Linked DNA regions of Homo sapiens: region 2 is linked to region 1. The links are chromatin loops, found by intact Hi-C in ENCODE. Cell type or tissue: heart right ventricle. All regions are shown on one strand. Each heading gives the region's core, and the rest is flanking DNA. Links, peaks and the distances in the headings are about the cores only. Region 1 holds the start of LOC124901395 (a long non-coding RNA gene). Region 2 overlaps TPD52L1 (TPD52 like 1).

The links. Peaks named below come from ENCODE experiments on the same cell type or tissue, not always from the same donor. Only the 100,000 strongest peaks of a DNase experiment are listed, where the experiment ranks them.
Region 2: a loop joins it to region 1, with 2.2 times the contacts of the local background. A loop is called at or near these places in 11 of 110 quality-filtered maps.

Annotation. Positions count from the first base shown.
Region 1 is chr6:125,266,362-125,282,103 of GRCh38, reverse strand. It overlaps HDDC2 (HD domain containing 2), which reads left to right. Exons shown (of 6, transcript NM_016063.3): 5 at 4,864-5,002; 6 at 5,861-6,754. The coding sequence ends at 5,958. LOC124901395 (a long non-coding RNA gene) reads right to left here and starts at 13,989. Exons shown (of 2, transcript XR_007059736.1): 1 at 13,839-13,989; 2 at 6,184-11,588. In heart right ventricle, for the core only: no CTCF peak of the experiment used is centred there; no DNase peak of the experiment used is centred there; H3K27ac peaks cover 1,214 bases.
Region 2 is chr6:125,162,881-125,178,622 of GRCh38, reverse strand. The region is part of intron 1 of TPD52L1 (TPD52 like 1); the gene reads right to left. Among named protein-coding and RNA genes, the nearest start is that of TPD52L1, 17 kb to the right of the region's middle. In heart right ventricle, for the core only: no CTCF peak of the experiment used is centred there; a DNase peak (open chromatin) is centred at 9,405; H3K27ac peaks cover 844 bases.

The sequences.
Region 1 (15,742 bases), core at 3,105-11,104:
AAAGTGTTTGGATTACAGGCATGAGCCACCGTGCCCAGCCCTTTTTTAAAGAATGTTGAGTATTGGCCCCCACTCTCTTCTGGCTTGTAGGATTTCTGTAGAGAGATCTGCTGTTAGTCTGATGGGCTTCCCTTTGTGGGTAACCCGACCTTTCTCTCTGGTTGCCCTTAACATTTTTTCCTCTATTTCTACCTTGGTGAATCTGCTGATTATGTGTCTTGGGGTTGCTCTTCTTGAGGAGTATTTTTGTGGTGTTCTCTGTATTTCCTGAATTTGAATGCTGGCCTATCTTGCTAGGTTGGGGAAGTTCTCCTGGATAATATCCTGAAGTGTGTTTACCAACTTGGTTCCATTCTCCCCATCACTTTTTGGTACGCCAGTCAAACATTTGGTCTTTTCACATAGTCCCATATTTCTTGGAGGCTTTGTTCGTTCTTTTTCATTCTGTTTAATCTTGTCTTCACACTTTATTTCATTAAATTGATCTTCAGTCTCTGGTATGCTTTCTTCCCCTTGATTGATTTGGCTACTGATAGTTGTGTGTGCTTCACGAAGTTCTCATGCTGTGTTTTTCAACTCCATCAGGTCATTTTTGCTCTTTTCTAAACTGTTTATTCTGGTTAGCAATTCCTCTAACCTTTTATCAAGATTCTTAGCTTCCTTGCATTGGGTTAGAACATGCTCATTTAGCTCAGAGGAGTTTGTTGTTACCCACCTTCTGAATCCTACTTCTGTCAATTTGTCCAACTCATTCTCCCTCCAGTTTTGTTCCCTTGCTGGTAAGGAATTGTGATTCTTTGTAGGAGAAGGGGCATTCTATTTTTTTGAATTTTCAGCCTTTTTGCGCTGTTTTTTCCTCATCTTTGTGGATTTATCTACCTTTGGTCTTTGCTGTTGGTGACCTTTGGATGGAGTTTTTGTGTGGTTGTCCTTTCTGTTGATGTTGATGCTATTGCTTTCTGTTTCTTAGTTTTCCTTCTAACAGTCAGGCCCCTCTTCTGCAGGTCTGCTGGCGTTTGCTGAGGGTCCACTCCAGACCCTGTTTGCCTGAGTATCACCAGCAGAGGCTGCAGAACAGCAAAGATTGCTGCCTGTTCCTTCCTCTAGAAGCTTCGTCCCAGAGGGGCACCCCCTAGATGCTAGCCAGAGCTCTCCTGTATGAGATGTCTGTCGACCCCTGCTGGGAGGTGTCTCCCAGTCAGGAAGCATGGAGGTCAGGGAGAGAGTCTGTCCCTTAGCAGAGCTTGAGCACTGTGCTAGGAGATCTGCTGCTGTCTTCAGAGCCGGCAGGCAGGAACATTTAAGTGTACTGAAGCTGCACCCACAGCTGCCCCTTCCCTCAGGTGCTCTGTCTCAAGGAGATGGGAGTTTTATCTATAAGCCCCTGATTAGGGCCACGGCCTTTCTTTCAGAGATGCTCTGCCCAGAGAGGAGGAATTTGGGAGGTAGTCTTGCTACGGCGGCTTTGCAGCGATGTGGTGGGCTCCGCCCAGTTGGAACTTCCAGCAGCTTTGTTTACACTCAAGCCTCAGAAATGGCGGACGCCCCTCCCCCTACCAAGCTCGAGTGTCCCAGGTTGACTTCACACTGCTGTGCTGGCTGCCAGAATTTCAAGCCAGTGGATCTTAGCTTGCTGGGCTCTGTGGAGGTGGGATCCACTGATCAAGACCACTTGGCTCCCTGGCTTCAGCCCCCTTTCTAGGGGAGTGAACAGTGTGTCTTGCTGGTATTCCAGGTTCCACTGGGGTATGAAAAAAAAAATTGTAGCTAGCTCGGTGTCTGCCCAAACGGCTGCCCAGTTTTGTGCTTGAAACCTAGGGCCCTTGTGGTGTAAGCACTCAAGGGAATCCCCTGGTCTGTGGGTTGCAAAGACTGTGGGAAAAGCACAGTATCTGGGCCGGAATGCACCCTTCCTCACAGCACAGTCCCTCATGAGTTCCATTGGCTAGGGGAGGGAGTTCCCCAACCCCTTGCGCTTCCTGGGTGAGGCGACACCTCATCCTGCTTTGGCTCGCCCTCCATGGGCTATACCCACTGTCTAACCAGTCCCAGTGAGATGAACCGGATACCCCAGTTGGAAATGCAGAAATCACCCACCTTCTGCCTTGGTCTTGCTGGGAGCTGCAGACCAGAGCTGTTCCTATTCGGCCATCTTGCCCGGGAATCTCATCTTGTATCATTTTCTTAATGTCTTTTATCTCTTTTTGAAATATAGATTCGAGTTCTCTTTTTAAAATGTAATTATCTTTTTGATATGTCTTTTTGACACAAATTGCCTGTGAGATGTTATTTTGCTTCTTATTCTTTTTATCTTATGGGATAGCTGTATAGGATCTGACCTTTGTGCTTTTCTGTTGCTTATTTTGATTGGCAATTAGTTTTACTGAACTTGGAAAGGAAATTTAGTTCAAATTGCTCTTTTTCTTTGTTATTTTTAATTTATTTATTTTTAAATTGACAAATTGTTTATGGCTCACAACATGGTATTTTGAAATATATAAATGTTGTGGAATGGCTAAGCAAGCTAATTAACATGTGCATTACCTCACATACTATATTTTGTGGTGAGAACAAGTTGCATTTTTAACTTCACAGAGCTGCTTCTGCTTTTGTTGTTGTTGTTGTTGTGTTTTTTTTAAATGTAGCATTAAAAAAATATGGTGGCTTTCTTTTAGAGATGTCCTCCTGGTTTCGTTCCCCTTCCCCATTTTTATCTGGGTCTTTTCTTCATCTGTGTTATCTGTATCCCACTCAATTTTGATTTTCTTCCCAGCAGTTTCTCCTCATGTGGGCCCTCTCCTGGAAAGCAGCCCCAGCAGGTCAGATTGGAAAATTCACTAGGGCTGGGCTGTCTTTGATGTAAGCTCCTTGTGCTCATCCACTATTGGAGTGGGCAAGATCCCTCCCAGTGTCAACTACTGTTCTTAAAATGTGAGATTTCTAGAGAATACCTGTTGGCCCTTTTGAGATTCTCCTATTCTCAGGTCCATCAGACATTAATCCTCTCTTACTCCCATGCTGATGGCATGCAGGGCTTATGGCTGGAGGTGGTTTGTCTCTACTTGCACATATTTGGACTTGATGGGAATGTCATGTCTCCCAGTTTTTGTTTGGGTTTTGCTGTTTCTTTGCTGTGTCAGGTTTTGTCTGTTTCTTCTCTTTTGCTCACTATTTTATCATGAACCTAGTTACTCAAACCAGAAACTAGGCAGTCATTTTCACTTTTCCTTCTCATTTACTTTTATATTTTAGTTCACTTCTTTATCCTTAATATTTCTTAAATCCTACCACTTCTTTCCATTTTCACTGCTACTGTCTTAGACCAGATTCCTATAACGTCTCTGCTAGTGCTACAAAGTCTTAGAATCTGATTTCTCTGCTTCCAATCCAGATATTATCCACCTGTAGTTAGAGTGACCTTTCTGAAATGCAAATCTGAACCTAACTCTTCCTGACATTAAAAGCTACTTGCAATAATTTCTCCAAATGCCATGCATTCTTCTCACCCCTAGAGTTCTGTCTGTAGTATTATTTTGTGTGCTTTGCCTTTTTATTGAAGAATGCCTATATCATTAATTTTTGAGGGAAAATTTCAATAATTTATATTTCTTTTAAAAGAAATCTGTAAGTTCATGAGAACTTGTAATAAGATGTATTGTATTTCCTAATGGTCTTTAAATATTTTTCTCACTTTCAACAGAAAAAAAAATTTCTAGACTGCTATGCTTGGAGTATTCCATTTCCTTTTGTGAAATCATGAACTTGAATTTATTAAACATAAATATATAACTGTGAATGTGAATAAACAAATAAAATGAAATTATTTTTAAGTGCCTTTGAGATAAAGCAAAGTGTATTTGGTTCCATATTTAAATGATTCCCCCATACAGTTCTCAGCTTTATCAAATCCAAGTAGCTGCCTTTATAAGAATAAGCGTGTAATAAAAACTAAGAAACCTTTAATTGATTCATATCACATCACCCTGCCAAGAAACCATGACAGGTTTGTTATCTGAACACATCTGGGGTAGAATTACAAACAAGAACTTGGCAGGGAAACCAGTTGGGAGCACTTTGTTCTTAATAGGAGAATGAATCTATATAGTATTAATTGGGACTTGTGGTTGGGTGGCATGCATCATTCTATAAGAAGCAGAACTCCTGGAGCTTCTTGTTCCAAGTCTGCACTGCAGAGGGAGGGACCAGTGGGAAGGGAAAGGTAAAAAAACTGCTCCCCCCACCACATTCACCACCTCCCACCTGCAACACATGCACATACCGGTGCATGTAAAATCCTCAGATCTTGGCTCTATCCTCAATAGTCTTAACTCAGAGGGACTTAATTAAATCTACCCTATGTGGAAAGTAAGCACAGAGATTCCCAGGTAAAGTGGTAACCAAAAGTAAATGATAAAGCTAGAAATACACTTAGAAATGACAAGGAAACCTGACATGAAATGGAGAGGGAAATACAGGTTTGAGAGGCATAAGACGAAATATCAGCTTGATGTTAAAAATATCTAAACTACTTAGGTAGATTAAAGAACAATGGTCTTAAAATGAAGACACGGTATTAAACAGGAAGAAAAGATCTTGAAAGTACCTAAGATGAACATACAAGATTTCCATGGCTTCTGGTAGAATACTTAGAATGGAGAGCACATCTTTCTTGTATAGAGTCCTGGTGTTAGGCTGTGAAATTACAGAAGTGTCTCTGATGGATTTCTAAACAGTAGAGAAATGGGGCCGATACAGAATGTACTTGTAGCTGTCACTCTGATTTCGGGTACCAGAGTCAGAATTTTCCCAGGATACCCTATTATGCAGCGCTAATCATGCTGCTTTAATTGTCCCTTTACTTAGGAGTACGAGACCCAATCTAGTGCAGAAGCCAAATTTGTGAAGCAGCTAGACCAATGTGAAATGATTCTTCAAGCATCTGAATATGAAGACCTTGAACACAAACCTGGGAGACTGCAAGACTTCTATGATTCCACAGCAGGTACTCAACACCATTTTCAACAAGAGTCCATTTTAGTTTGGCTTACTCAGTGTAGTGACTAATGTTAATATTAGGGAAACCCACTGTTGGTACCTTCATCTGACCCTTTCATGTGGAGCATCTAAAAAGAAAGGGAAGGAAACATTCGGGTAAGAGGCTGAGGATAGGAAATAAATGGAATAGAGTTTAATGTGGAATGAACAGTAAGCAACAACAGACACAGGCAAGAAAAGACGGTGAGAGAAGAGATGTTGGGTTGAACAGTCCCCCATGCTAGCCGTCATGGACATACAATAGCTTAGAGCTTGGTTGCTACCAAAGCAGAAATCTGGGGAGGTCTGAGGAGCAGGGATGACAGCACAGATCAGCCAATTGAAGTGTAGAGGTGTTTACAAGAGAGACACCTGCATCCTTGTTTACATCATGAGCCAGCCTAGCCCCTCTGATCTTCCTCCTTGTCTTTTCATATATAGGTGCTTCATTCTCCTTACTTAATTGCAGGTTTGGAATGGGCAGAGATTGTCTTCAGCTTTCTGGGCTCTCACACCTGAGTTTTCCCATAGTTCCTGGTAGAGGCACTGAGGAGCCTGGTGAAGTTTCCCCTACCTCTGCCTAATTGATGATTCCTTGCCTGAGTCTCATCCTTATTCTCAGTTGCACCTGGGGTGACAGAGCGTAAATGCCAAGTGGTCCCCTTCAGCCCCTTCCCAGGACCTGGAATCTCTTTCTGCTTTGGAATGAAGTGTGGGTCAGATCGTAGACTAGAGCCCCCAGTGAACCCTGGGATCAAGCTGGGGAAATGAATATACTCTCTTGTCAATATGGGAATGTATTTTTCCCTGTTCTTTTGCTTTGCAGGAAAATTCAATCACCCTGAGATAGTCCAGCTTGTTTCTGAACTTGAGGCAGAAAGAAGCACTAACATAGCTGCAGCTGCCAGTGAGCCACACTCCTGAGACACTCTCTAAATTGCTGCACTCCTGTAACAAACATTATTTTTCCATTTCATTGTATTGTGTTTTGCCATTGTTGGTCTGTTGATTTCCCTAGATGTGAGTCTGTTTGTTTTCAATTGTCTGAACTTCAGCAAGAAATGTGATACAACTTGGGCACTAAAAGAAGCCACAGAACAGGAAGCGGTCATGAAAGTGCCATGGATGAACACTGGAGGTGGCAGTGCCTGTTTATGAACTAAATAAATAAATATTAAACACCTAAAATATTAGAATATTTATTGGAGATTTAAAATCATCTTATTCTGACTTAATTACCGATATCCCCGAAGGCTAGGTTCATTGAATAATAGAAAATTTCATTATGATTGCTTTTAAGAACAGATTCTTCAGCTGATTTAGTGATAAGAATCCAGAAAAGAAAATGTACTAGTGATGTATTCTCTCCCCAGATGAAATTGCTGCCTTATTCAGATTTACTCTCTTGAGCCAGATTTTGAATTTCACTGCAGACTGCTTCAGACTTCTAATCATAGGCTTGTAAACCTACTAATAGGCTCTGCCCCTCTTCCCAATACTTTTTGTCATTTAGAGATATAAACCGGGGCATATAAAAATGCAACTTGTATTCCTTTGTATATTTTTCCCTGTCTGACTTATAAATCTTGAGACCTTTATTGTAAAAGCATGTATCATCAGGTGAGAAATATAAATAGGAACTGGGGTCATTGAGCCTCAGGTAGGGAATATATCAACCCGATTTCTTCCTCTCTTTTCCCTTTTATAGGATAAATAATCCACCCTGTCTGCCTTTACATTGAATAGTGCAAAAAAGAATACGATTTCTGCAAACCTGCCCAGTGTTTTGGTGTGGAGCAATGATGCTTGTCCCTTTAATTCAAATGTCACTTTCCATTTGAAGGCCTTCGAGGCTGGCATGGTGAAAATTCTAGGCAGTGTTTCTTTGGAAACTCTTTGCGGTATCCATGGATACCCAATCTGCAGGAAGCAAGGTGCATGATCTTTTCAGAAGCAACACACATATGTATGTGTAATTGCTCTGTATCAAAAAGAAGAAAGAGGGTAAAGTCCATTACTGGATATATGGTTAGTAGGAAAACAACTCCATCTATTAGGATTGTGGAGTTTTTCCCTTGGCATGAAAACATACACACAAAATAACCCCAGATAAAGTTCAAGTATTTATAACCAGAAGGTGTTCTGTGGCCCTGCAGTTTTATTTTCAATGTTTTGTCTACCATAATTTTCATAAATAGCTAACAAAACAATTCACAGAGAGACTTTGGAAACTTCTACTGGGTTAGACTTTATAACTAGTCACTTAACCATTATCTCAGTTCATCATCTACCTACGAAATGGGAGTTTTCAGTTAGTCCTAAACCTTCCTTCCTGAGGAAATACATCTTTTAAAGAAAGAAAGAAAAAAATATAATAGTGTTATAAATAAAACATTTGATGATAAGAAAATAACAAAATGAAGATCAACAAAATAACAGCTCCTGAGCCTACCAGCAATGTCTATAAATGAGCATTATTACTTAAAAATGTTAGTCCTTAGAAGATACCTGCCATTTGCCTAGACTTTGTCTTCTGAATGACAACCCTATAATTACAATGCAGAGTAAATAATTATTCATGGTTTGAACTCAAGAAAAAAGAATTATTTGTTACTGTTTGTCAGATTCTAGCCCAAACTGAGGTCCAAAGGGAGTTGGTGGGCTGGTGGCAGGTAGCTGGAAAAACTTGAGGAATCGTAGGCAGTTTTGACATGGCGTTATTCTCTCTCTAGGCGCGAGCCATATGTACAGCATCAGCAGGGTAGTTAAACCTTTTAGAGACAATAATGGATCCCAGCCAAGCACAGGCTCATGTGAATGGTCACCTAATGTGCCTCACGTGGCATGGTTACATAATGTGTAGAGTTGTGTGCCTGCGTTCCAAACCCACTGAGTCATGCTGTGCCAGAAGGCTGCCTCAGCCTACTCCTGACTAAAATGCAGCCATTTCCCTTACACTCCATCCCCTAGGCTGAGAGGAGTCTTTCAGGTAGGGATACGTGCCCATAGGGTGGAGCCCTGAATCCATAACCCACAACACTACAGAGAGCAACAGCTCATTACCAGGATCCCAGCTATGCTACTTAGGACTGTAAGGGCCCAGCGTAGGCCACAGCCCAGAGATGCCCACCATCTCTGCAGGGGGTTGTCAGTAAGGCTCTCCACCACCTTAATCTCCCATGAGACCTCTTGCAGGGCTGCTGTTATGTTCTGCCAATTGTCAGGGATAAAGGTACAACATTGTGTTCCTAAAAGGGCACAGGTGCCTCCTTGTGCAGCAGGTTACTATGTCTAAGGCCATTCAGTTTTGCAATACCACCTTTCTCATCTGACCAGCCTCATCCATTAACAGGAGGAGGGCCACTTGGGTGTAATTCAGAGCCCGAGTGGTGTGCTCTGCAAGAGCAGTAACTTGTGCTTCTACAGTTGTGACACCCGCCGCAGGGATAGTCACTGTCAAGGGGTAGAACCACTGGGGAGCTCGTCGCACTCACAAAAAATGAGAGTGTAGCGCCTTCCAGTTATGCAGTGTCTGGGCAATGTGGAGAGAACAGTGGCCACCCCCAGTTCCAACATTCCGTCCAGTTCACTGGTAGGTAAGGCCACCCTGTGTGCCCACAGACCCATAAACTCCCAGGGGGCACAAAGTCCCTTGGGGCCCAAACTTGGGGGCTGCTTGTTCCAGCATACCTTCAGTATGGTGACATGTGTTATGTTTACACAGGCTGTGATGGGTACCTATCCCACAGTGGTGTTACCCCAGTGTTGCTCTATGCTCTGCGACACCTGGGCTGGGGGTACTACATGTTCCCCCGCTAGCCAGCCCCAGCCATCATAAATGCTATGGGCCAGCCACATGATGGGAGCACCATGGATCTTGCAGCGTCCTTTGTCCAAAGCTTGCTGCGTTGCATTCCAGATGTCAACCACGGGACCCCAAGTCTCCAGCCATGTCCAGTTCTCTGTAGACACTGAATGTATATGCCAAGGCAAGTCATCTGCAGCTGCTGCTGGAAGGGCAGTGCAGACCCGAAAGTTGGAAACATTGATCACCTCAGCACAGGTGTGGGCGCAGTTTACAATGCAGTTGGAGCATGTTAACCTATGGCCAAAATGACAGAGCAGGCACAGCTACTAACAGAGGTAAGTGACGTCCCTCAGGCAAAATACAGGCTAACTTTTCATCCATGGATAACAATGCAGCTGCCAAGAGCTTCTGCCCTGGGCGATGGTACCACACCTTCTCAGCTCCCCATGGTTCCTATGGGTCCGGTATCTATGCCAAAGTCAAGGGGAAGCTCATAATAGGCCACACAGACAGTACTTATGTCCCCCAGAGGAGCGTTTCTTCCCTGGCTGTTGCCCTAAGAACAATCAACCAAGGGTGACATGTATTGAATGCCCAAGGAGTGACATGCAAGTCATACTGTAGGTCTTCCCCACAGGGAGCTACAACGGCCAACCACCAGCAGTGGGGAGCCTGGAGGGTCCATGGCCAGAGCCAGGTTTTCTGTTCCCCTCCCTTCAGGGGCATTGGGGCAAGCAACAAAAGGTTACCGTTCGTCCCCATACCTGGTCGGAGGAGGTCATCCTTAGTGTGTATCTGCAACTGAATAGGGGTGGTGGCCCAGTGTAATAAAGCCTCCACCAGGGCTGGGCGGTCTTTCCATGGCTGTTCATTCAAGGTTTGAACCACCAGGTCCAGCTTGGAACTCCAGCACTGCAAAGACGGGTGTGACATGCAAGTGTAACCCATTCTTCAAGAGCCCTTTATATTGCTCAATCATACCCACAGCTTGTGGGTTGTATGGCACATGGAATCCCCACTTTATGTCCATTTGTTGTGCACATTGTTGTACCTGTTGTCCAGTGAAATGGGTGCTCTATCACTCTCTATGGCCAGAGGGCAACCATACAGGGCACATAAGTGTTGCAGGACCCGGAGGATGTGCTGTTGGTTGGCCACCCTGCAAGGGTAGATGTACAACAGGCTTGTGGCCATGTCCACAGCTGTTAGCACATGTGTATACCCTTGCAATTTTGGCAGCGGACCGATGTAGTCTACTTACCACCTGGTCAAGATCACTCGCCCTGTTGTCACTTGTGTAAAAGTGGGCAGCTGCCTCCATTTAGGGTATGACCAAGCACATACTGGGCATTTCTGACGAGCCTCCCAAATACCTTGCATGGGCAGGGACAGACCCCAACACTTATTGCCCTGTTACATCAGTTTGCCCCTGGCATGTCCCAGTTTCTGGTGTAGCCAGAAGGCCACATCTTGTGTTGGTGCCGACTAACCATTGGACCTTGGCCAAGACATCTGCCTCATCATTGCCAAAGGTGGCCAAAGGCATATGGCCTGACACATGATAAATAATTACATCTTTCTGATGATCCATTTCCCAGAGGTCTTGCCACATCACTTGGCTCCATGACATAGGTCAGTGGCTGACTAGCCAATTTTGTATTTTCCAAGTAGTTAACCACAAGGTTAAGCCTCGGTAGGCTGCCCAGCTATCGGTACAAATCACCATAGATATCTGCTCCTTAGTGATCACCATCTATACTGCTGTAAGTTCAGCCCATTGGCTACTTTGCCCACACCTGGTTTCAAACCATATGGTGTCTGTACTAGGTTGGACTGCAACAGCGGTCCAGGCAGCATTAGATCCTTGGCTAGACCCATCTGTGTACCATGCCCCATCAGGAATGGGGGGTACCCTTCCTTAAACGGTGATGGCTTGGGGTCTAGGGGTGCCCCAGGCCCTATAGCCTTCTCTTGCATTAGGACTATAGGTCCCAAGACCTCTTGCAATTCTGCTGCCAAGGGTCTTGTACTCAGCAAACTTTGCTGCTCCAAGTAGGTGCCCCACTTTGCCAAAGTAGATGTCTGTGCCATCCCAGTCCAGGGGGGCATTATCCATGAACACATCCATCCCACTATTGGGTAAGCCATCCACATGATGACTGTAGCCCATCCTGTCACACTTTCACAAGACTGAAATGCTGCATATACAGCTGCTAGCTGTTTCTCTATCAAGGACTGTTGGAGCTCAGCTCCTTTCCACAGTTAAGACCAAAAGCCTACTAGTGTTCTCAGGCACTCTGTATGCTGCCACAGGCCCCAACTGAAACCATCTGTGCTCACATGCACATCCAGCTCAAACAGGTGCCCCTGGCCAACTACCCATAGGGCTTGTGCCTGCTGAATAGCCCACTTGGCTGCCAGGAAAGCGGTCTCAGCCATATCCCAATTCCAGGTAGCTCTCTTCTTTGTTAACCGTGCAACAGTTTTGTCATTTGAGCTAAATGGGGCAGAAATGCCCCCCAGTATCCCAGGAAGCCCACAAAAGTTTGTAGCTGCTTCACCGTGGTGGGCCAGGGCTATGCCTGAATTTTGTCAATAATAGCCTCTGGTATGGCCATCATCTTACCTAGACAGGAAACTTCCAATAATTTGGCAGATAATCCAGACCCTTGGACCTTGGATTCATTGATGGCCCAACTGCATGCTGCCAAATGTTGCTGCAAGAGAGGCACCGCCACATCTAAATCTACAAGAGAATCAGAGGTTAACATATCATCAATATAATGGAATAGGTGGACCCCTTCTGCACATTGCCAAGTGGCTAAATCCATGACAACAAGACCATGACATATGGTGGGGCTATGCACATAGCGCTGCGGCCACATTGTAAAAGTCCATTGTTGCCCTTGTCACGTGAAGGCAAACTGTTCCTGGCTCTTGGAGCAATGTCGATGGAGAAAAATGCATTGACCAAGTCCACCACATAGTGGTACTGTCCCAGTTCCATTGTCAAGCAGTCCATCAAATCCATGATTGACGGTACAGCTGCACTCAAAGCGGGTGTTACTTTATTCAGTTCCTGATAGTTTACCGTCATCCGCCTAGTTCCATCAAGCTTTCTAACTGGCCACACTGGAGAATTGTAGGAGCTGTGGATGCCACACACTATCTGCACCTCCTCCAGCTTTTAAATTGTCTCAGTTATCTTCATATGCCCACCCAGCAAATGGTATTGATGGGTGGAAGTAACCAGTTGGGGTTGTGACAGGACCTGAGGCTTGTGATGCCTATGTCCTTGCAGCACCAGCTTCACCAGATGCACTAGGAGTCTGAATTCCCTGGCCGTAGTTTGTAACGCCAGGCCATGTAAAATGTCCACCACCAGGATGTATTCAGGTATGGGGGAGACATACACAGTATATAAACAGGGAGCCAAGTGGCCAATGCCGAGGTACAGAGACACAGGTTTCACTTTCAGTAACCAGCCTCCATAAACATAAATGTAACAGCCTTGCCCAGAAACTTATCTGATTCTCATACACAAGGCTACAATCTGTGCCAATATCTACCAGCACTGACACCCGCTGTACGTTAGTGGGGGACCAGTGAATTGCTAATTCTACATGTGGCCACTGGTCATCTGGTGTCCCCCCAAGCTGGGCACATTGGCCAGTTCCCTAATCAAACAGAAAAGGCTCTACATTTCAGCCTGGCTGCAGCAAGTAGTCCTTGAGTTGGAGCACCTGGGCGGGAATGGGTCACGCAGCAATGTCCTTCTTCCCCTTGGTATTTTCCAGAATTGCTTCTCTGGAGACAAGTGTCTCCACAAAGTTAAGAATACTTCATTGGGCAGTTTATTGATTTTCTCTCAGTCAACCCTGGACAAAATCAAATCTACCCACATCTGTGAGTGTGTCACTCATTGGGGCCCCCTTTTTGCCCATGCGGGAGCCCCCTGTGGGCAGGGCACCTTCCTCTTCTTTATGGTGTGGACCCCTCAGTCCCACCGATGGCCTTCTGCTTCCCCGAGAGCTGCTATAGCAGTGGTCACTTCATGTATGCGGTGCCCTACCTACAGGGTGAGGACAGCAGCTAGGAAGCCAAAGGTGCTCGGGGGTGCAGAGGTAAACATTCATCACCTGGCCCCCGGGTATTCAGGTCAAACATAGCCTGCCATATAACCATCGCCCAGATGACTTGCACCAAATCAGCATATGACTGCCATTTACTCACAGTTTCAGTTATTTCACCAATGTCATTTCACACAGTCCATATGGCTGCCCAAAGCCACTCAATCAGGGTGTGGTAACCTTGCCCTGCCACTAGCCACCTGCTTACTTGCAACCACTGAAGGAGGGAGGGGAGTCATGATGGAGGCCAGCTTTTCCATCCCAGAGGCAGAACAGGGATACTGTCTGCTCCCTCATCCCACAAATGAAGCATGCAGTTGGGCAGGGGTTCCCCTGGACACTGGCGGCACTACTTGCCTAATTCCTGCAACTCAGTTGGGGTATAGGAAATATATGAATTGTGTTGTGTTACCACTCGGGTGGGCTTCCTGGGATATTGGGGGGCATTTGTGCCCCATTAGCTCAAATGACAAAACCGTTGCACGGTTAACAAAGAAGAGAGCTACCTGGAGCTGGGGGAGGGGTGTCCCTGAGCCCACCCTTGGGGCCCCAATGGCTGTTCATGATTTACCTTCCGACAGGCCACTGAGCAAGCCCACAACAGGGGTCCTTCCTCCACGGTATCAGACTGAGTGGGGATCTCCAGCTAAGACAACAGACCCAGCCCTCGAAGGCTCTCTCCTTGTTGGTGCTCTGTGCTTCCAGCTGCTTCAGTGCCTTGTCTGTGCACTGAAGCATGACCCATCTACCACTGCCCGGGTTTCCACCAGAGCCCATCCGAGCAGTACAGCTGCCACTGGGTACCACAGCCCATGTTCTGGCCACATGGCCGACCTGGAATCAGCAGGGACCAAAGGCTCACTCACCTCATGATCCTGCTTACAGCACCAATTGTCAGATTCTAGCCCAAGCTGAGGTCCGAGAGGAGACGGTGGGCAGGTGGTGGGTAGCTGGAAAAACACTCAAGGAATCACAGGCGGTTTTGACATGGCTTTGTTCTTTCTCTGGATGTGAGCTATATGTACAGCATCAGCTGGGTAGTTGTACCTTTTACAGACAATAGTGGCTGCAAGCCAAGCACAAGCTCATGTGAGTGGTCACAATGTGCCTCATGTGGCGGGGTTACATAATGTGCACAGTTGTGTGCCTGCACTCCAAACCCTCTGAGTCATGGTGCACCAGAAGGCCACCTTGGCGTACTCCTGACTAAAGCACAACGATTTACCTTACACTCTACCCCCTAGGCCAAGGGAAGTCTTTCAGGTAGGGATACATGCCCATAGGGCAGAGCCCTGGATCCATAACCCACAACAATACAGAGAGCGACAGCTCACTACTAGGATCCCAGCTATACTAGTTATGACTTTTAGGGCCCAGCATAGGCCAGAGACCAGGGATGCCCACCGTCTCTGCAGGGGGCCATCAATAAGGCTCTCAACCAACTTAATTTCCCATGAGACCCCTTGCAGAACTGCTGTTATGTTCTGCCAATTGTCAGGGATAAAGGTACAACATCGTGTTCCTAAAAGGATACAGGTGCCTCCTTGGGCAGCAGTTAGTATGTCTAAGGCCATTCAGTTTTGCAACACCACCTCAGCTTACTCCTGACTAAAGCACAGCCATTTTCCCTACACTGTTTTCCCCTTATGGATTGGTATTTTACCAGCTATTACATAATTCTCAATGCCCTTGTATTTGAAAAATGTTGATCCACCTCAAAGCCTTGTGGTGGTGATACATGCTCTGGGGGAAATGACTGATGAAGCGCTTTGTAAAAAAAAGCATCTCTGTACTCAGCATTTTCATTTAAGCAATTTGTCAGTCTTCACATTCAAAGGTGAAATGGGATGATTTCTGTGAAAGACATGATTTTGTCATTTTTGGTTTGCTTTAATTTATATATATATATAATGGATGGATATGTATTATATATATTATATATATAATGTGTGTGTACATGAATATACCCTCTGGTGTGAACTGAAAGTCAAGCAGAAATGTAGCATAAAGAATTTTACCATGCTTAGAAGTTATCAAAAGTAGCCATAAGATTTTGCCAAATATTGTTATAGTTTGAAATTACATTTGAATGCTAGGTTTGAAGAAGTTGTTTCACATTTCATATTAAGTCACTTTTCAACCTTACCACCATCTTCCTTTATCACACTACTTCCACTCAAATTGAATACTAAGTGAGAGGAGGACGATGGGGTTGATGTTGAACAACTTTAAAGCTTACACGTAATTTTGGAACAATGAACAGTGACAGAAGAGCCGTGTAGATCCCTGGGTTCCCTCTACACTGGCCACTGTGAACGGCATGGCATATCATGAAGACACATCCTAAAGCATGCACTTTGTTCTGTTTGCTATGGTTCAAGAACAGATTTCTAACAAAATGTGTAATTTAGAGTAAGATATGCAGATTGCATTGCTAAAATGACCTGCCAATAGTTGTAATCTTTTTTTGAGACAGGGTCTCATCTCTCTGTCACCCAGGCTGGAAGGCAGTGGCAAGATCTCGGCTCACTGCAGCCTCTGCCTCCCTGGTTCGAGAGATTCTCCCACCTCAGCCTCCCAAGTAGCTGGGATTACAGGGATGTGCCATCAAGCACAGCTAATTTTTGCATTTTTAGTAAAGACGGGGTTTCACCGTGTTGGCCAGGCTGGTCTCGAACTCCTGACCTCAGTTGATCCACCCACCTTGGCCTCCCAAAGTTCTGGGATTACAGGCATGAGCCACCATGCCCAGCCAATAGTTGTAATCTTT
Region 2 (15,742 bases), core at 4,838-12,837, 110 kb after region 1:
TTTAGATGGAGTCTCACTCTGTCGCCCAGGCGGGAGTGCAGTGGTGTGATCTTGGCTCACCACAACCTCCACTTCCCGGGTTGAAGCGATTCTCCTGCCTCAGCCTCCTGAGTAGCTGGGACCACAGGCATGTGCCACCACGCCTGGCTAAGTTTTGTATTTTTAGTAGAGACAAGGTTTCACCATATTGGCCAGGTTGGTCTTGAACTCCTGACCTTGTGATCCTCCTACCTCAGCCTCCCAAAGTGGTGGGATTACAGGCATGAGCCACCACACCTGGCCTATGTTTTTTACTAATTTATGTTGCTTACTATTTGCCCCTTCCTTAGAATTTGAGCCTCACAAGAATAGAAATTTTTATTTTGTTTGCTAATGTTTATCTAGAGCCTAGAGTATTGCCTGGCACACAGGTATATTTTAGATAATTATTGAATGAAGAAATAAATAAAGCAAAATCATAGAACTAGTCGTTTTGTGACAAGGCACTTGAATATTTGTTATTTTATATTATGATCGAAAGAATATGGTCTATTGAGAGACTATCAGGCTTATAATTATAATTTTAAATGTTTAATTTGGTTAATGGCTTAAACTTGGGATTTTTAAGTGGAAATGTTACTAAATTTGTAAGTAATATTGAAACAGCTAAAGAGAATTTTTAGATTCACTTTTTATATACTTAGCTTTTAAATTTATAAGATTTAAGTACTTAGGAAGGCTAGTCAAATAGAAAATTGAAGTGCTTAAATATGAAATTGAGTATATTAATTGAATGTGTATATCAGTTAATATCATACTATTTAAATATCATATTTATCAAAGTCGCTTTAAAAGTAATGGTTTGTTAATTTTATAAATAGTATAACACTTGCAAGCTTCACTTAAAAGTGGAAATTTTCTAAACCTGAAACTTTAATTTAAAAATGTTAACTTTTTAATTAAAAATAAGCCTCTAAACAGTCTCTTCAATAAGACATATGGATGAATAACTGCAATGTGCTGCAGAAGGTGAAGGGCTGATAATACAGAGAAAGGATCACAGGGCTGTAGTAAGAAAACCTCAGTTCTTTTTCTGGTTTTCCCATGTATAAGATACTAGCTCAGGCCAATCTCCTCATCCCTCAAGTGCTTACAGCTACAAAATGTGGAGATTGTATTAGAACATTCATTAAGTCCTCTCCAACTCTAAATTATGATGCTGCTTTTTAAGGACATTAAAAAGATTAAAAATGCTGTGAGAGTTGAGAAAAAAAAGGAGGATGACTTCCAGGGGAAAAATCAGGAGTTCACTGTCAACAATATGGGTGAGATCTGACAAGCTGAAATGAGGGTAACAGCAGTGCAGGTGGACAAAACCAGCTGAGCAAGTGCTCTAAATTAGGGAACGTAGAAAACGGGTTTGGAAGATTAGAAATCTGAGAAAATGGCCAATGATGAGCTAGCCATCAAGTCTGATCAAGAGTGGACTTCACCAATGTACGGGTGAATGTATCTCAAAACTCAAAAAGCTAAGTAGCAGCCGTTACTGTATCCATTAAGATGACAGAGATTCTTTTTTCATTTTTACATTTATTTATTTATTTATGAGACAAGGTCTGGCTCTGTCTCCCAGGCTGGAGTGCAGCAGCACAATCACAGCTCACTGCAGCCTCATTCTCCTAGGCTCAAGTGATCCTCCCACCTCAGCCTCCCAGGCAGCTGGGACTTCAGGCACACACCATCACACCCAGCTAATTTTTTTATTTTTTTGTAGAGATGGGGTTTCACCACATTGCCCAGGCTGGTCTCGAACTTCTGGGCTCAAGTGATCCACCTACCTCAGCTTCCCATAGTTGCTGGGATTACAGGTGTGAGTCACCACATCAGGCTGCCAGAGATAGTTTAATAATATATGATAGTATTCACACAGGACCTAAACAGTTGATTATCGGAATTTTAACATCTATTTGTATTAAGATTAGATTCTGCAGAAAGGATACGCTCTTAAATTACTCTCTCAGTTACTTACACAGAAATGATCTTATACTACTGTATTAGTATAAGGCCAGCAAGGACTCAAAGATTCATTTTACAGATTCCATCTCGAGTTCTACAAAACTAAAAGAATAATCTGCTATTTCTGAAAGTGATTTCCTCTGCCCCAAATTCTCAACAAAGCTAAAAATACTCTCCATTGAAAGGCCACTGAAATTTGGAGATGAATGGATTTGTACTCATCAATATTTCAAACCCTAGCAGGCTATAAGTGAGGACTTGGGGAGATGGCACATTCAGGGAAGGAAATCAGCCTTTTACAAGTTGAGTTCAGTGACTACTTGCAACATGCAGAATAATGTTTTTAAGCAACAAGAATACGGACATGTTTTCTCATAAATCTCGATGAACTAGCTAAGTAGAGCAGGCCACATGTGCATTATAAAAGAAAATGCCACCAAATTATTGTCATTTTTATTTCTATAAATGAGGCTTTGATTTGCCAGGTTAAAATAATTTGAACAGGTGTTGCCAATCCAAGGTCTGTGATCACCCTGAAAATCACCCTGAAGGCAATTTTAAGCTTAAGAGTCCATGGCAATCTAAGAGATCATCCCCATGGGATTCGGCTACATTGTCCCCTTTCATCTCTTCTAGTATGTTGGAACCTCCAAATCAAGACAGCAGAAGAACAGGGACACTCAAAACATATGGCTCAGCTGCATATCTCATGCTGATAGTCTGTAAGAATTTCCTCAATATTTGTTTAGTGGAGACAGGGAGAAAATGAATACCTATTTCTTTGTAAAATATACATCAGCTGTCCAGTGACCTCTTTCCTTTTAACCTCTCCCATAACAAAACTCTAATCCCATAAAAGTTTGAATGAGCAATGCAGAATTTACTAATCATTTCATAGGGGAAGCTAGGAGTTGGTTTATAGCATTTCCTGGGAAAACATTAGAAGCATCTCTTGTCCTATGTTTATCTCTCCAGCCTCCAGGCATATTGTCCTCTCTCCCTATTTATTTTTCCTTCTGGAGCTCACTCTTTGTGAATAATTTCCTCCCCAGTTCCCATATTTTCCCCTTCCTCTCTTTCTTAAGAAGGGTAACTTAGTTCTACCCTAGATTCTATCTTTATGTTGACACACTTGGACTCTTAAGCTTAAAATTGTCTTCAGGATTTCAGTGTTGGGAACAACATTTAATACCAGTGGTAGAGTACTGAAAATTCTATCACCCTAGCATTTCTTTAATTTTAGGAGCTTTTAAAATAATTTATAAAATTTTTAAACTATTCATTTCTTATAAAAGTTGAAACGTCCATGCTGCTACCACCTGCTTGGTTGGATATAATGCTATATGCACTCAATACTATTCATTCATTTATTCATTCATTCATTGTTTTCCCCGCATGTATTTATAGAGTGCTCTCCATGAACAGTCATTGTTTTAGATATGGGGATACGGCAATAAAGAAAACAATCAAAGCCCCTGCCCTCAAGGAGCTTAAATGCTAGCTAGGAGAAAAAGTAAATGATTATGCATAATATAAAATGTCATAGTTTGTGAAGAAAAATAAGGCAGAGTAAAGGTGATAGATAATGATAGGATACACACACACACACATATATATGTAAATAAACACAAACATATTAAAAGCTTTCATTTTGTGCCTTATTTTTTGAAATACCTAAAATGGCAAGAGCTGAAATCAGATCAGTTAGAGGTCTGAAGCATGGTGTTAAGCAACAGACACCAGGATTGTCAAAGTCCTGCCATGGAGGACATGCACCCTTCCCCATGCACTTTGCACTCCTTTCAGCAAGCCTGTCTTGTTATCATCAACATCCAAGCCACAAGAGACCGGAAATAGGATCTGCTAACTGAAGAGGTAAGCACTGCTGGCATTTTCCCCAATGCTCTACTAAGTTATTTTGAAAGCAGCAATGCAAATGTAAGCAAAACATTTAACCTGTTCTTCCTCAAAATGTAACCAAACAATGAACATTGCTTTGTATATCTGCTATGCAAATCTTTAAGCTTTCATCCTAGTAAATAAAGAAGGACCAAAAGCAGCAACCATTTAAAACATTTATTGTCTCATTAGCAAAATTTCGGTCTTTTTTAGTAGGTACAATTGATGCTTCAGATTTGCATGCAGGCCAGATAGCCAAATTCCGTCAACTTACATATTTATTTCTATCTTCAACCTACTCATCTTTCCTTAGCTCCAGAAAGCTATTTTTAACTTTGTGGTAGGTAGCATACAAAAGTACAACAAATTTTTGGGTAAAAGAATGCATTAAAAATAGTTACTTGACACCTAACTGCTATAACGAAAATAGGGTGGTAAACTCACAAAGGAAAGGACTTTGGTTCTTTCGTGTCTGTTTCACTAGTGCCTACTTTAGGGCCCAGCACAGGGGATATTAAATGCATATTTCATGAGAAATTGATAAATGAATCTCGCTTTTCTCTTTCATTGCCATAATAGTACCCAAGCACAGTCATAAGCAATTCATCTGCATCATGCCACTCAATCATCACAAGATCCATCGAGGGCCCCCCATTTCCACCATTTTGTAGATGAGCAAACTGAGACTTGAGGAAGTTAAAGGTCACATCGCTAATAAGGGACTGCACTGGGAAATGAATCCAAATCTTTGTGACAACATGTAGGCTCTTTGTCACTAGACTAGGATCCCTTTATGTGACAGGCCCTTTAGTTTGCTTTCTTCTGTGTTCTTCATCCTGACTTCCTTCTGTATGACCACAGTCATCTCAGATTGGAGAAATTACTTATGTGAGTATGCAGAGTCATTCTTTAAACGAGAAGTATCAGCATCTAGAATAGCATTTTAGGACTTACTTAAAAAAATGAAAATATCTAACTTGACTGCAGACTTTCCTCATAGGAAATAAAAAAGCAAACATAGTTTAAGGAATAGCTTAATACATGTATTTGTATATATGTATGTACGCATATATATATATTTAAAAAGCATCACCTATTGAAGGAGTTTAAACAGGCTTCTTAAGAACGAGCTGGGCAGGATCTCCAAGGGCGACTAATCCAACCCTCTTGGGTAAGAAAGAGGTGAGCAAACAGAGGACCTGAGAAGGGAGTGGCAGAGTGGTGGTGAAACCAAGATCAGAAGCTGCACCTCCTGGCTCTTGGGCCAGGGCACTCTCTGCATCAGGCTGCCTCTCCAAAGGGTTTAATCAAGAGAAAAATGGCAGAGAACAACAGAAAACAATTACCCAGACAAAAATTTAGATTTACAATAGGGAGGACAACCAAGCTGCTCTATAAACCATTCCTTGGACCGTGTGCCTGACTCAAAGCGGAAAGTTCTTTGGCTTAAATGATTGAGCCAGAAACAGCCTTGTAATTAAGAAAAGAGAGAAAGGAAAATGGGGCACAGATTTATAGGAAGTTGGACTTTTCTTCCTCTTGGATTCCTTCTGTGAACATGTGCTCACACACACACAAACACACAGCAGCCAGGCCACCAGGGAGTGAGAAGAGACAGGCTGATAGAAATTAAGGGTTACATTCAATTGCAATATTGATCGATAAACCAATTGGTCTTGTAAAAACAGCAAACCCAGAGTCAATGTATTATTTTTAATGGGGGAAGGGCAGGGAATGAAGTACATTTTTTCATTTGCTTACTCCTTTGTTGAAATTATTTCCTTCTCATTTATTTTTATCATTCATGCAATTACCTAATAATAAGGAAAGACAGTAGGAAAAACCTGTTGATTTCAGTGGAGCATTTACCAGGAGCCAGTAGACTTTCAAAAACATTATAGCTTACTTTATTTATTCAATAAATTCTGATTGAACCTCTACTGTGTGTCAAGCCCTGTTCTAGGTGCTGGAGAGTAAGCAGTGACCAACAGCAAAATATCTTGGGCCTGTAGAACTTACATTTAGAAGGAGTGGGAAGAGACAATGAAGAAAATAAATATATATATATACCTAATTTATTATATAGTTTATTATATAGTTATATATATATAATTATATATATTTATATATATAATTGTATATATATACCTAATTTCATGCCATATAGTATATATATTATATATATATATATATATATATATATATATATATATATAGCATGAAAGAGGGAAATAGCTGCTAAAAAAAAAACACACACACACACACACAAAAATCCAGGCCAGGTGTGGTGGCTAATGCCTATAATCCCAATACTTTGGGAGGCTGCCATGGGAGGATCATATGAGGCCAGAAGTTTAACACTAGCAGGATTGCACCACTGCACTCTAGTCTGGGTGACGAGAAAGACTCTGTCTAAGAAAGAAAGAAAAAGGAAAGAAAGAAAGAAGGAAGGATGGATGGATAGAAGGAAGGAAAAGAAAGGAAGAAAGGAAGGAAAGAGGAAGGAAGGAAAGAAAGAAAGAAGAAAGAAAGAAAGAAAGAAAGAAAGAAAGAAAGAAAGAAAGAAAGAAAAGAAAGAAAGAAAGAAAGAAAGAAAGAAAGAAAGAAAGAAAGAAAGAAAGAAAGAAAGGGAAAGAAAGAAAGAAAGAGAAAGAAAGAAAGAAAGAAGAGAAAGAAGGTGGGAGGGAGGGAGGGAAGGAGGCAGTAGGGGAAGGGTACCGTTTTAAATAGAAGGGCCGTGACAGACCATCACCAACACTTGCAGAACCCAAGGCAAGGCAAGAGCACAAAAAAAAATATACATCCCATCCTCTCCTCTCACACGGAGCCCTGCCCTGTGTTAGCTTTCAAATGCAGCATAACAAATGACCACAGAGTTAGCTGCTTAAAACAACACATATTTATTATCTCAGAGTTTCTGTGGATCAGAAATCCAGGCACAGCTTAGCTGGGTCCTCTGCCCAGGGTCTCATGAAGCTGCAGTCAAAGTGTCGGCCATACTGCACTCTCATCTAGAGGCTGGACCAGAGGAGAACTGTTTCAAGGCTCATGCAGACTGTTGGCAGAACTCACTTTCTGGAGGCACAAAACTAAAGAACCAGGTTTTTGTTGCCTTCCTTATGTCCTAAAAGACACCCAGTTTCTAGAAGCTGCCCACAGTTCCTGGCCATGTGGGTTTCTCCAACTCGACTGTTTACTTCATCGACCCACAAGGAGGGCCTCAGCTCCAGTCTGCTAAAACGAAGTCTTATTAATGTAATGTAATCATGGGAGTTACATCCCATCAGTTTGTCATATTCTGTTGTTTGGAAGCAAGTTACTGTCTTGCCCATGCTCTAACTAGGGAAATTATACAAGAATATCAATAACAGAAGCTGGAAATCACTGGGGGTCACCTTAGGGTCTGTCTGCCACAAGCATTGATAGGCGCCTTATGCACATGTATGTGGATAACCTAGTCTGTTGAGTGTACATCATATCATCAAACATAAGTGGGCATCAGAATCTCCTAGAGTGCATGTTAAAACACAAATGGCTCATTCTCAAAGTTTCCGATTTGGTAGAAACAGAAATGGGTGGGGCCTAAGAATCTGCATTTCTAACAAGTTCCCAGGTGAAGCTAATGATGCTGGTCGAGGAATCACACCTGAGAACTAGTTTCCTAGCCTGTGTGTTCAAGCTACTCTCATTGCCACCCCCAAAATCAGCCAGCCCTTGGTCATCTCTTGGGATGAGGAATACACATTCTGGCAGCATAGTCTACCCACGAAAGGCTCATGGATGCCTGGTAACACTCTCAGGGCTGTTTGGAAAGGGGATTCTGGAGTCTCAGATACCAGAACATGGTCTAGAAGAGGAGGCACAGGTTATAGGTGAGCCTACGAGCTGCTCACTCTAAACAAAGGCTCAGCTAGAAGAGGGCTAAAGTGGGGCTCTCTAAAACCAAAGGCTCTGAACAGGTGTTAGAAATAAGAAGGGTCAGAATTTTACCCTACTTGCAAGCCAAGACATTGGCCTGCCAGTTTCATGGATATTGGCAGAAGACACAAGACTTCTGGGTCATAGACAAAAGACAATTTATTACTCACAGCAATAGCAGTAGCCAGAGAAACATCCTTGTACTAGTTCTCTGAGCCCCAGTTCCAAAAGGATGATGTAACAAGGGCTGGGTATTACTTGTTAATGCAGGCTGGTGTGTTACTGGAGAGTAACACTGAGATTAGGAAACTCCGATTTATATGAGAGCTACCAGCAAATCTGCCCAACATCTGGTCTTTATCACCTTTATTATCCTGGATAGTAAATAAATCTGCCCCTAAGAGAAAAATTTCTATTTTTCTAGGCTACATAATAGCCCCTACACAACCTAATCTCGGTGTTTCCTAACCTCAGTGTTACTCTCCTGTAACACACCTGACTGCATTAATAGGCAATACCTGCCCCTTGTCACATCCTTTTGGAATTGAGCCTCAGAGAACTGGTAGAATGATGTTATTGTGGCTACTGCTATTGCTGTGAGTGACATGCAAATACCTGGAAAAGAGAGTCCAGGGAAAATGAGCTGTTCATACCTTTGATCAGAATACGTGTTGTGCAGAAACTTGACAAACCCAGAGATAACTGTCTGTCCCAACAGATCTGGGTCCAGTTGCCAGATCTAAGGGTAGTACTGACAAGCAATATTTAGGTAAAAAACCAAAGAAAGTGAGGAAGCAGGCCCAGAAGATATCTGAGGAAGCGTCTTGAAGAAGAGGGATTAATAAACTCAAAGGTTCCTAAGAGGAAGCGAAGGGAATTAAGGGAGAGAGCATTAGGAAATGAGGTCCAGGAAATAAAAGAGGAAGAAGGAAAGGCCACTGTAAGGTCTTTGCCCTTTATTCTGTGTGAATTGAAGAACTACCGGAGAACTTCAAAGGAAGGAGTGTCATGATACACCATGAGTGAAAGGATCACTCTGGTTACTATGTTGAGAATGGAGTGAAGGCAGTCCAGGACCAAGGCAGGGAGGCCTGCTAGGAGGCTCCTGCAGTAATGCGCATGGGAGATAAGGAAGGCTGGGACCAAGGCAATACCAGCAGAGGTGGTAGGAAGCTGTCCCATTCTGGCTACATCTTGAAAGTAGAGCTGGCATGACAGACTGGAAATGGGGTATAATGGAGGGAAAACAAAGCTAAACCGTGGATGATAGGTTTTGGGCTTCTGCATTTGAAATGGAGTTGTCATTAACTGAAATGAGGATGAACTTAGGAGGACTAGGGATATTTTGGAGGAGGGAGCTCAGGAGATCAGTGTTAGACATGTTGAGTTCAAGATGTTGATCAGACACCCATGCAGACGTATCATGTAGGCAGTCTGAAGTTGAGAAGTGAGGTCCAGGCAGGAAAAATAAATTTTGGAGTTGTTAGCACATGGATCCAATTCAAAATCATGAGTCATGAGATGGCAAACAGTGCTAGTGTAGATAGAAAGAAGAAGCAGGCCAAGGACGGATCCTTGGGGCAGGCCAGCAGCTAGCAAAGGAGACTGAGAAGAAGGAGGAGAACTGTTCAGTATCCTGAAAACCAAGTGAACAAAGTGCTTTAAGGAGCAGATAGTGGGCAACCCCGCCAAGATATGCTAATAGGTCAGTGAAGATGAGCACTGAGAATACAGCACTGGACTTGGTACTTTGAGAGAGAGAGAGAAAGGGAGGTGGAAAGCAGGGGTAGAGAGAGGAAGGGGAGGGCACAAAGAAAGAGGGAGCAAGAAAGCGCCCACATGCAAGTGAGTGCTGACTTTCTCTTTTTCCAACTCTAACGGAATCCAAATTCAAAGCTATTATATGGGGCCATTATGTTTGAAACATACATAACAGGTCCTACTACATAAACCAAAACATTTATTTTCCCTCAGTATGGGAGAAGGGATAAAAAGAACAAATAAAAATCTCAGAAGGCCTTAATCCCAGCACTTTAGGAGGCCGAGGTGGGCGGATCATGAGGTCAAGAGATCGAGACCATCCTGGCCAACATGGTGAAACCCCATCTCTACTAAAAATACAAAAATTAGCTGGGCGTGGTGGCGGGCGCCTGTAGTCCCAGCTACTTGGGAGGCTGGGGTGGGAGAATGGTGTACACCAGGGAGGCGGAGCTTGCAGTGAGCCAAAATTGTGCCACTGCACTCCAGCCTGGGCAACAGAGCGAGACTCCGTCTCAAAAAAAAAAAAAAAAATCTGAGAAGGACAGAAGCAAGTTCTACAGAGGCAGGTGTAGGACACCATTTGAGAGGAGAGGGGACTGAGAAGAGAGGATCCCCCTTGAGGTGAGTCTCAGGATATCATTTGAGGGGTGAGGGTACTCAGAGAAGAGGGTACTAAGAAGAGAAGATATCCCTGTGGTGGGTCTCAGGGAATCATCTGAGGGGAGAGGTTACTGAGCCCGTTATGATGGGTCAAGAGTCAAAGAACACTGGCACCAAGTTCTTTCTCTTCCTGAGGCCAGATGTCACAATAAGGTAGGTTTTGTACTTGCATATGTTGTGAATTCCTAGGTCATTGCAAACAAGCATATTTAATAGTAAGTACCCAAAACGTGGGATGAATAATTTTCTACTGTTGCTCTCCATTAGCAAAGGTCATACAAAGTTCTATTTGTGTCTAACTGAAAGATTTGAGATAGTAAGTGATAAACTGGCAGTGCTTGATAGAACTGATCTATTTCCCCATCACTTAATGAAAGAAGTCACCAACCCCATAATCAAATGAATTTAATTTGAGGTGGCAAATATATTGTGACTTTAATTCTTTTCTAAAGTATGTCTGAATCTCTTTTCAGATGTATATTTTATGATAGTTTACTGTTACTCAACCCACCCCATTTTTTTGTTTTTTTTTTTAGTACAAGATTTGCTTTGCAAATGTATAAAATTGCTCACTGCTGAGTATGGGGCTTTCCTACCCTGTGGATGCCACAATGACTTCTGTAAAGGAGGACCTGGAGTCTTGGTGTCTTCTCCTACTGGTAGGAGGACCTGTAAAGTGCATGTGTTAAGCACTGCACGATGTAATCACATGTCTTCTGACTGATGAATAGCACCCTCATATTTTCTACATGCAGGTTTCTTTGAAAATTGTAAAAATTCAGAAACATTTGTAACAATATTTCAAACACGTTCTGAATGTGTATTCTTATTTCTACATATTCTCTAAATTGTCACGTGAAAATTACAAGTCCTAATCTCAGAATATACTTCCTTCTTTGAAGGCTACTGTTGTTGAGAATGGGCTACAAGAGCCTGGTGGAACATCTTATAAATGAATGAAGCCACACCAGATACACAGTAGGCCAAGAGTAAACAGGTATTTTCCTTTCCGGTAATGCCCTTCATATATTGGGTAAAACATGAGCAAATGATGCGTGCTGAAAGGAATCAGCGTTTTCCACCCCAAAATATGCCACTTTGCCATAAGAGGTGTTTTTTTGTTTTTTGTTTTATTTGTGTTTTTTGAGACAGGGTCTTGCTCTGTCACCCAGGCTGGAGTGCAGTGGGACAAACACCTCCTAAGCTCAAGTCACCCTCCCACCTCAGCCTCTTGAGTAGTGGGACTACAGGCATGCACTACCACGCCTGGCTAATTTTTAAAAATTATTATTTTTAGTAGAGACGAGGTCTTGCTATGTTGCCTGGGCTGGTCTTGAGCTCCTGGGTTCAAGCAGTCCTCCTGCCTCGGCCTCCAAAAGTGCTGGAATTACAGGCATGAGCCACCCTACCCAGCCCATAAGAGTTATTTTGAGCTGAAGGCATTTGAGTTCCCGAAATCCTTTATCTGACTAAAAGCAGAGGTTCCCAAAAGAACTCAGCTGTCACAAATTCCTCCCACTGGGAGCAACTCTTTCTTCTCTTCTAGACATTGTCACAAACTGTCATATCTCCCATCTATTCTCCTAAGGACCCATTTATCTTTTTTTTTTTTTTTTAAAGAAGTCATTTGCTCTCTCAATATTGCCTTTTCTCCACCTCCCTTTCCTGTAGTAAAATGATACAGAAAATCAAATCTCATCACTCCTTGGGGTATTCATTTCTTTCTATGACACCCTTGTGCAAGCAAAATTTAAAATAAATAACTTTGTAAGCTTTTTCTCCTGCTAGTCTGTCTGCTGTAAGTTTAATTCACAGGCTCCTAGGCACTTCACCTAAGAGGGTAGAAAAAAAGTTTTTCTTCCCCTCCAATGCTTATGAGAGCCTTCCAATCATTTTAAATAAACTTTACAGGTAGTGCAGGTATCTTGTAACTTCCTGTTGGAACCCTGGGATATCTAAAGAGGAATAACAGGAGCCAAGGTCTATACTTCTTCCCAGGGCTGACCTAACCCTTCAGGAAGAAAAACCATCTTTCCATGACGTCTTTATGTAGAAATGAGTCCATTTTGGAAAACAAAATGTTGGAAAATATTTATAGACAATGAGCTATTAGCTCTTTATGCAGAGAGAAAAATCAGTGAAAAACTACAAATATCCAACCATCAGAGACTTTAAAACTGAGAGATCTGAAGAGATCTCCTCCCACTACCCCCATCCCAAATTGGCTTTTTCTTTTGAATGAATCAGTTCTGCTTCCGTGAATATGCTTGGGAGATGGTTAAATGAATAAAACATATCCATGTAAACAAGTAATTATAATACTCATGAGGCAATAAAAAGCTTTCTTTTTTTGGGTACTCATTGAAATTAGTCCTTTCAGCCAACATCTAAAGGATACAAATCCTACTTTCTGGAAACAAGCACGCAGATCCTATGACTTATTTATTTTAAAATACTGAGATTACTGGGTATGGACGAACACCAAGTAGAATAACATATTTGAACCATTCCATATTTGAACTGACTTTTCCTAGCAGCTGGTGATAAAACTCTATACTGGTTCTAAGAATTACATCTCATGTGACTTTTACGGATCTTTTTAATCTTGAATCAGTTCTGCTTCCATGATCCTTGACAAGACGCTCTTGCTATTAATGGACAAAAGAAATGTCTAATTATAAGAAAAATGTATTTCCAAGGAGTTGAAGAGTTTTCCATATTTTAGATATATGTCAGGGAAACTGTAATTTGTATAAGATACAAATAACCATAGGTAAGTTTGGAGATGAGGTGTAACATATACATGCATTTTTCATGTGTGGTACATGATCTGGCTACAGCAAAGTGCTAGATTTTTGCCTTTTGAGAAAGAAGCAATATGTTGGTGACTAAGGGTATTCTTGGAGATTTGTGGTTTTATTCTGGGAACTTCACTTCCTCTGCATCAAAATGCATCACTTATAAACGATTCACACTGTGAGAAATTGCTTAAAATTCATCTTTCCTTGAGGACCCAAAGCTTCCTTTTAGCCATTTCAAATTCATTAAAATATTCTCCTGCCTTCCCTGGTACATTAACAATGCTTCTCAATTTAATGCATATATTTCAAATCATTACACTTTATTGCTTAAATATTCAATGAAAAGTAGGATGACAGATGTGAATATCCACATTTTGAGGTCACCTTTTATGTGTTCTTAACTGTGTAGTAACTCAGTAAATTTTTTCTTGTTTTACTTTTTTCTTTTAGTTTTATATATGTATACAAAACTATATATATACAGTTAAAATATATATATATATCTTTTTTTTAAGAGACAGGGGTTTTGCTTAGCCTGGGTTTGAACTCTGGAGCTCAAGTGGTCCCACTGCCTCAGCACCTTGATTAGCTGGGACTATAAGCACTCACCACCATGATCAGCTTAACTCAGTAAATTGAAGAAGTGACTGGCTTTACGGTGTTGTTGGGGACATTTCGCAACAGAAGTAATGGTGAACCTCTGCCTGCATGGAGAGCATGCCAGCTGATCAATGACTGAGGCAGATGCCCTCTTTTCTGCAGTTGCTGCTTCAAACCGTGAAAATTCAACACAGAGATGGCTAGAGTCGCTTAAGGACAAATCCATTGATGGCTCATTTTTTTCAACAGTTTTACTAGGTATTTTCTTAAAGTAGTTATTCTGCTAGTATGGTTGGGAGATGGTTAAATGAATAAAACATATTCGTGTAAACAAGTAATTATAATGTTCATGAGGCAATAAAATGCTTTCTTTTTTGGGGTACTCATTGAAATTAGCCCTTTCAGCCAGCATCTAAAGAATACAGATTCTACTTTCTGGAAAGAAGCATGCAGAGCCTGTGACTTTTATTTATTTTAAAGTCCTGAGATGACTGAATATGGATGAACACCAAGTGGAATAACATATCTGAACAGACTTTTGTTTGAGCTGGTGATAAAATTCTGTATTGGTTTAAGAATCACATGTCATGTGATTTTTATAGAATTCTTCATCTTGAAAACAGAACAAAAATAGCAAGCTGTTGATAAATGAGCATCCTCCACCCGCAACTTGACATGTCGCAAGGCTTACTCTTAAAGATCTCCAGTCCCATTCATATTCCCAGACTTAGACCCTGCCCACATATGAAATGAACTGTACAATTAAATTCTGCCCGTTTAAAGCCTCTTTGATCATATAGAAAATAAAGCAAAACCATTATTTAAAACTTTGCACACTGACTGCTTGTGCATACAAAGTACCTATAGAATGGTAATTGAAATCTCAAGATATGAAGTCAAACTTTCTGATTTCAAATCCCAACTCCAACACTTCCAAGTTGTATGAGTTGGAGAATGTTGTGTAACTAGTCTGTCATTCAGTTTCATCATCTGTAAAACCAAAATGTTACCTTCCTTGTGAGTTTGTTATTATTATTGGTTTTTTTCTTTTGTTTTCTTTTTTTTTTTTTTTGAGACAGAGTGTCACTCTGTCACCCAGGCTGGAGTGTAATGACATGATCTCGGCTCACTGCAACTTCTGCCTCCCAAGTTCAAGTGATTCTCCTGCTTCAGCCTCCCAAGTAGCTGGGATTACAGGTGCCCGCCAGCTAATTTTTGTATTTTTAGTAGAGAGGGGGTTTCACGATGTTGATCAGGCTGGTCTTGAGCTCCTGACCTCAGGTGATCCGCCCACCTCAGGCTCCCAAAATGCTGAGATTACAGGTATAAGCCACCACGCCCGGCCTGTTGTACTTATTAAATAACATGTTTGGAGTTTTTTGTTTTTGTTCTTTTTTTTTTTTTTTAGACAGGGTGTCACTTTGTCCAGCCCAGGCTAGAGTGCAATGATGCAATCATAGCTCACTGCAACCTCAAACTCCTGGGCTCAAGCAATCCTCCCACCTCAGCCTCCCAAGTAGCTGGGAATACATGCATGCATCACCATGCCCAATTTACTTCTTTATTTTTTGTAGAAGCAGGGTTTTGCTATGTTGTCTGGGCTGGTCTTGAACTCCTGGGCTCAAGTGATCCTCCCGTCTTGGCCTCCCAAAGTACCAGGAGCCACTGCACCTGACTAAATAACATGCTTTTTAAAAAAGTGCATGCCATGGTATTTGACATTTGTAAAAACACTAAAATGTTATTGCTATTATCACCCTCAATGTGAATTAGCTCTAATTAGCACATTAGCACTCAAAAAATCCCATTGGGATGGAAATATGTCCTCTCATTAGTTCTAGGTGTTAACCCACAGGAACGACTCTCAACTCTTTTTTGCCTATCCTCCTGAAAAGATGACACCATGTCAAGTTCATCTTAGCTTCCCCTTTGCACGTGTGGCACAGCACACATTAAGGCACAGTGCAGTATAGTAGTTAAGCTCATTCTCTGGACTCAATTAAACTTGGAGTTGAATCCTGTCTTCTTCATTTAATTTTTCTGACTCGTAGTTCCCTGTTTATAAAATGAGTTAAAAGTAAAGGTATCTACCTCATGATGTTATTATA